2 separate regions of the Homo sapiens genome follow, and region 2 is linked to region 1. A link is a contact called in ENCODE Hi-C data. All regions are on one chromosome and are shown on one strand. The core of a region is the stretch at or near the end of the contact, and the rest is flanking DNA. Distances in the headings are between cores, read along the strand shown.

Region 1 (2,700 bases), core at 77-2,576:
AACAAATGAATGTCAAAAGTGGAAGCACAGAGCTTGAAGTTCAAGGTCAGCAGAGTCTCGCTGCAGGTGTCATCTGTGGGGAGCGAAGGCGTCTGGACCCAGCTGTGAATCCTGCTCAGTGCCCGCCTGGGCTGTACCTGCTTTGCAAACTGGCGCTCTCATATGCATGTTAACAAGCACACTGGGGCCCTCCCTGTTTTTACATATTTGTTTTTTTGTTTGTTTTGTTTTTTGGTTTTTTTTTTTTTTTTTTTTGAGGTAGAGTCTCACTCTGTCACCCAAGGTGGAGTGCAGTAGCGCGATCTCAGCTCACTGCAACCTCCACCTCCTGGGTTTAAGCATTTTCCCCTGCCTTGTGCCTCCCGAGTAGCTGGGATTACAGGCATGAACCACCACACCTGGCTAATTTTTTTGTATTTTTAGTAGGGACGGGGTTTCACCATGTTGGCCAGGCTGGTCTCAAACTCCTGACCTCAGGCAATCCACCTGCCTCGGCCTCCCAAAGTGCTGGGATTACAGGTGTGAGCCACCACACCCAGTCTTGTTTTTACATATTAAAAATACCCAATCTGGGCCTGGCCTGGTGTAAAAAAAAAAAAAAAAAAAAAAAAAGGATCTTTCCTGAGAACTTGTATTACTTCAGTATCACCCAGTCTCTGCCCACAGCCTCAGGGGAGAAGCTTTGAGCACAGGTTTTACAGAGCGTGAGAGACCCTTGGGCCTGGGAGAGCCTTGGGAAAGGAACATAAACTTGAAGGGAAAAAAGCAAGGCTCAGAAGTCAACACAAAGTGTGATAGCATTTCTAGAAAGTCCCACATAAGCCTGACTAAGCAATTTATTGTTTGGGGATACACGCATGTTACAACTTTTTTTTTTTTTTGAGAAAAGATCTCACTTTGTTGCCCAGGCTGGAGTACAGTGGCGAGATCATGGCTCACTGTAATCGCAACCTCCCGGACTTGAGCCGTCCTCCCACCTCAGCTTCCCCAGTAGCTGAGACCACAGGCATGCACCACCGTGGCCGGCTAATTGTTTTATTTTTATCTTTTAGTAGAGACAGGGTCTCTCTATGTTGCCCAGGCTGGTCTCAAACTCCTGGGCTCAAGCAGTCCTCCCTCGTTGGCCTTTCAAAGTGCTGAGATGACAGGTGTGAGCCACCGAGCCCGGCCAACAAGTTTTTTTAAGTGAAGGAAAACGAAAAACAAATTTCAGATTGGGGAACAGCTAGAGGCAGCCACAGGAACAACTTGCAGTGGGTGTTGGGCAGCAGGCTGAGTCACTCCCTGGCTCCACTGGGCTGTGTCATGTGCACACGCTTCATGTATGCCTTAAGTGACGTTCAAAAGAACACAATGCCACATGAAGCCTAACTCAGCAAGCCCTTTCTGTAAGAGGAGAAATAACTACCCCTGCTCTTGCCCACTTTCTTTCAACAGGGGCCAGCATCACCTGCTCCCCTCCCCCATCTCTATGTTCCATCTCTGGCAGCCTCTGCACAAAGGTGTCCTCCAGGAGGCCAGGTGGGCACCAAGGTTCTTGAAAAGAAAGGAAAGGGAAGCGCAGTGTTCCACAGCTGGTTCCCAAGAAAACAGCAAAACAACTGCGCACTCATTCTGAAGGACGGCAGACAAGACGGTTCCTCAACACATGAACTGGTTTTTCTTGATGAGTGATGGGTTTTTGACCCATTCCTGCTGCCCCTTCTGGGAAAACTGGGCAGCCCCAGGCTGTGTCAATGTCACCAGCTGAATTGTGTTACCCAAAATTCCAAGACTGAAGTCCTAACCAGAATCTCAGGATGTGACCTTCTTTGGAGATAGGGCCTTTACCAGGAAATTAAGGTAAAATGAGGCATTACGGTGGGCCTTAATCCAATGACTGGTGTCCTTATAACAAGAGGAGATTGGGACACAGGCTTACACACACATCCTTAGGGAAGAGGGAGGAGACAGCTATCTACCATCCGAGGAGAGATGCCTCAGGAGAAACCAAACCTGCCAACACCTTAGTCTCTGCCTTGCTGCCTCCAGGACTGCGAGGAAATTCATTTCTGAGGGTTCAGCCACCCAGCCTGCAGCACCTGCTATGACATCCTCGGAAAATGAAGACTGTGTGCCCTTTTTTCTACCTCCTGTGGTTCGAGGGCAGACCCAAGCCCGGGATAAAGCACGCTAGGTTTGGAATTCACTCCCACACTCCTTAAGATAGTTCCTACATAACCTTTGCTGAATTCCTCTAGCTTTCCATGCCTCTGTTTTCTCACTGGTAAAGTTGGGATCCTACGGCCTTCATCATGAAAGCTGTTAAGAAGATTGAGTTCATGTGAAGTTTAGAACAATGCCTGATACAGAGAAGCACTCAATAATGATGTTGGCTCCTACTACTATTTTTATTAGGAGACTTTTATTCATTAAGCAAGTATTTATTGAGCATCTGCTATGCCCTAGGGACAAACAGACCTAGATGACACTCATCTGGTTTAGTTGAATGGACCTAGCTGCAGGTACTACTTGGCCTGGAGGGGATCCGTCGGTATCCTCTTGGCTCCAGGAGCATCTCCTATTGCTGCACCCCAAGGGCCTGAATTGTTGCTGGTGTACATTAGGCACTCAACAACTGCACAGTGAAACAAAGCCAGAAGGCTGACCCCCATTGGCTCAGTCCAGCCCTTTCCTTGCTACTGCTCAGATAGAGCTTGG
Region 2 (2,700 bases), core at 62-2,561, 580 kb before region 1:
AATTTATTGTCTTAAAAGTACCTATTAGAAAATAAGAAAATCTGAAAGTCAAGAACAAGAAAAAGAACAACAATCACACTAAATTTACTAGAAGAAAGAAAATAATAAAGATAAAAAATAAATTAATAAAATAATATACATATTTAGTAAAAATATTTTTTTTAAATTCCGTTTCTTAATAAGACTAGTTATATTTCTGTGACAGTGCAAGCCTTTTCACAGAGATCAGCCCCCAGCAAGGGTCTGTCCAAAGAAAGTAGAGTGGTTAAGCTTACAGGATCCAGAGTGAGACTTCCTGGATTTGCATTCTTGACTTTGATGCTTAATACTTTTGAGACCTATGCTAGGAATAAAATCTTTCTGAGCCTCAATTTTCTCATCTGAAAATGAAATCATAATGGTACCTATCTCACAGGTTGAATGAGGATTAAACAAGATAATCATAGAAAGCACAATAAATATTTGCAATTATCAGTATCATTGAGACTTCTGAACCACAAGCCTGTTGCCACTATTGCATATCACTCTCTGTAGCCTGTTTCTGAAAAGAGTCAAAAGTGGGCAATAATAAGTGATAATGAGGACAGGTAGTATAGGAGAAAGTTAAAGTGTAGGATGAGTACTCAACCCAGAAGAACATGGCCAACTCATTGGAGAAGTTACCATCAACCCAATACTGCTGCTATACAGAAGAGTTTTATAGTGTAATCTGTAGAAAATGCAAAGGCCCATCTTACCATATGTGGATTTGATACTGAGAGCTACAGAGGGAGTATCTCTGGCAGCCTCTAAAAGTAGCAGTTTAAAAAACAGCATGAAATAAGAAAAGGCAAGGTCGTAATAGCCACAGAAAAGGAATGAGAAACTCCCATTTCCTGTCCAAGTCCCTGACGTCCAAGATGCAGGCTTTCTAAGGAGAAGCTGATAACCCCACTGTGATGGAGCAGTGTCATGGCATGCTGGAAAACCAGGGCAGAAGATAATTCCCAAGGAGAGATGGAAATAGACAACCAGCTCTAGAGTAAAAAAGCAGAGGTCAGAAGTGCAAGTTTTACATGCTGGCATCTTTCCAAAAAGTAGATCTCTGGGGAACAGGAGGACTCCCTGTGAATCATACAGTTATGAGTTTGTAATATTTATATTTTAGGGAATTTTTGGTTTTATGAAGCTGATAAGGAAAGAGGTGAGCCATTAACATAATAAAAACATACATATATATTTGGTCTAGGCCATTGTTTCCTGACAGGCACATAGCTGCTAAGACCCTTGGAATGTAGGAAGTGGTGTCTTTTTGTAGGCTAATGAATGACTGGTGACTAGAGGCGCTGGATAGCCCCAGAATGGGGGCTGATTGTCAGGGGAACCAACCCTGTAATTAGAAGGTTGGAACTTTCAGGTTCTCCCTCCTCCCATTCCCTTACCTGCCTTCTAACCTCTAGGTAGGGGAGAGAGGGATGGAAGTTGAGTCAATCACTAATGTCCAGTGATTTAATATATCATGCCTACATAAGGAAACTTCCATAAAAACCCAAAAGGACAGTGTTCAGAGTGCTCATAGGTTGATGAGGACATGGAGGTGCTGGGAGGGTGATAGGCCTGGAGAGGGCATAGAAGCTCCATGCCCCCACATACCTCACCCTATGCATTTCTTCCATCTACTGTTCCTAAATTATATCTGCTTAATAAACCAGTAACCTAGGAAGTAAGCTGTTTTTCTGCATTCTGTGACTTGTACCAGCAAATTACTGAACACAACGAGGGGTTCATGGGAATCCTGATTTATACCCAATTGATCAGAAGTGAGAAGGGAAGCCTGGACTTGGGGTTGGCGTCTGAAGTAGGGGCAATCTTGTGGGACTGAGCCCTTAACCTGCAGGATCTGATGCTAATTCCAGGCAGACAGTGCGAGAATTGAATCGAATTGTAGGACACCCAGTTAGTGTCAATGGAGAAGTGGAGAATTGCTTGTTGTGGAACAAATCCACACATATGGTCACAGCAGTGTTGGAAGTGTTGAGTGTGTGTATAGAGAAAAACAGTTTGTGTTTTCTTCTATAGGTTCATGGGGAGTTGTCCCCAGTGTGAGCATCAATCTTAATGCTAAGTAAAGTGAGAAGGGCCACAACAGAAAATCTGGACTCTTGTGAGTAGGATCATGACTAGTCTGCATATAGAAGTATTTATCACCCAAACCAGGACAGTCTTGAGAGTAAAAGCAGTCACTATTATAAATTTTGCAGGAACAATGTAGCTCAGTCAAACCAGGACTTCTGGTAAGTCTTGTCATAATTGATGAGAAAAAATTATATGAAGTAATCACAATGCCAAATTGTGCTTGGAGAGCCACCCATTTTAAGCCCCGCTTTGTTAAATAGGATGGACTCTCAGGAAATTATGTCACCTCACTAAAAGGGGAAAGCATCCCCCATTCCTGTAGTTTAGGCTACTGACTTACCCAATAGTCTGTTCTGGAAACTCTCTTGCATATTTACATATTGGGCCACTTCGCAAGTCTTCCTGATAAACTTTTTGAAGGCTTTCCAATAATATGCTTGTTCCAGGAAAAATTGTGTTTTTTCAAGTGTATGAAATATCCTGCAATCAAAAAGAATCCAGAGAAAATTAAAATTTAAAAATGATCTTGCAGATGACAGATCATTATAAATTTTTCTAAAAACAAATATATGCAAATGCATGGCA

Evidence for each region. A loop is a pair of places that touch in the nucleus more often than their neighbours do. Pooled maps may share reads with other maps.
Region 2: a pooled map shows a loop between it and region 1 (6-fold over the local background). The contact joins two enhancer-like sites. A Hi-C loop is called at or near these places in 3 of 37 single-sample maps with no recorded cell type and 3 of 50 pooled maps.

The regions. Positions count from the first base shown.
Region 1 is chr7:47,668,262-47,670,961 of GRCh38, reverse strand. No RefSeq gene overlaps it. Among named protein-coding and RNA genes, the nearest start is that of LINC02902, 14 kb to the right of the region's middle. Within about 2 kb of position 1,326, at least 19 of the 41 ENCODE cell types and tissues checked have a DNase peak (open chromatin) inside an H3K27ac peak, as active enhancers do.
Region 2 is chr7:48,249,107-48,251,806 of GRCh38, reverse strand. ABCA13 (ATP binding cassette subfamily A member 13) reads right to left here. Exons shown (of 62, transcript NM_152701.5): 15 at 2,456-2,595. Among named protein-coding and RNA genes, the nearest start is that of ABCA13, 79 kb to the right of the region's middle. Within about 2 kb of position 1,311, at least 2 of the 41 ENCODE cell types and tissues checked have a DNase peak (open chromatin) inside an H3K27ac peak, as active enhancers do.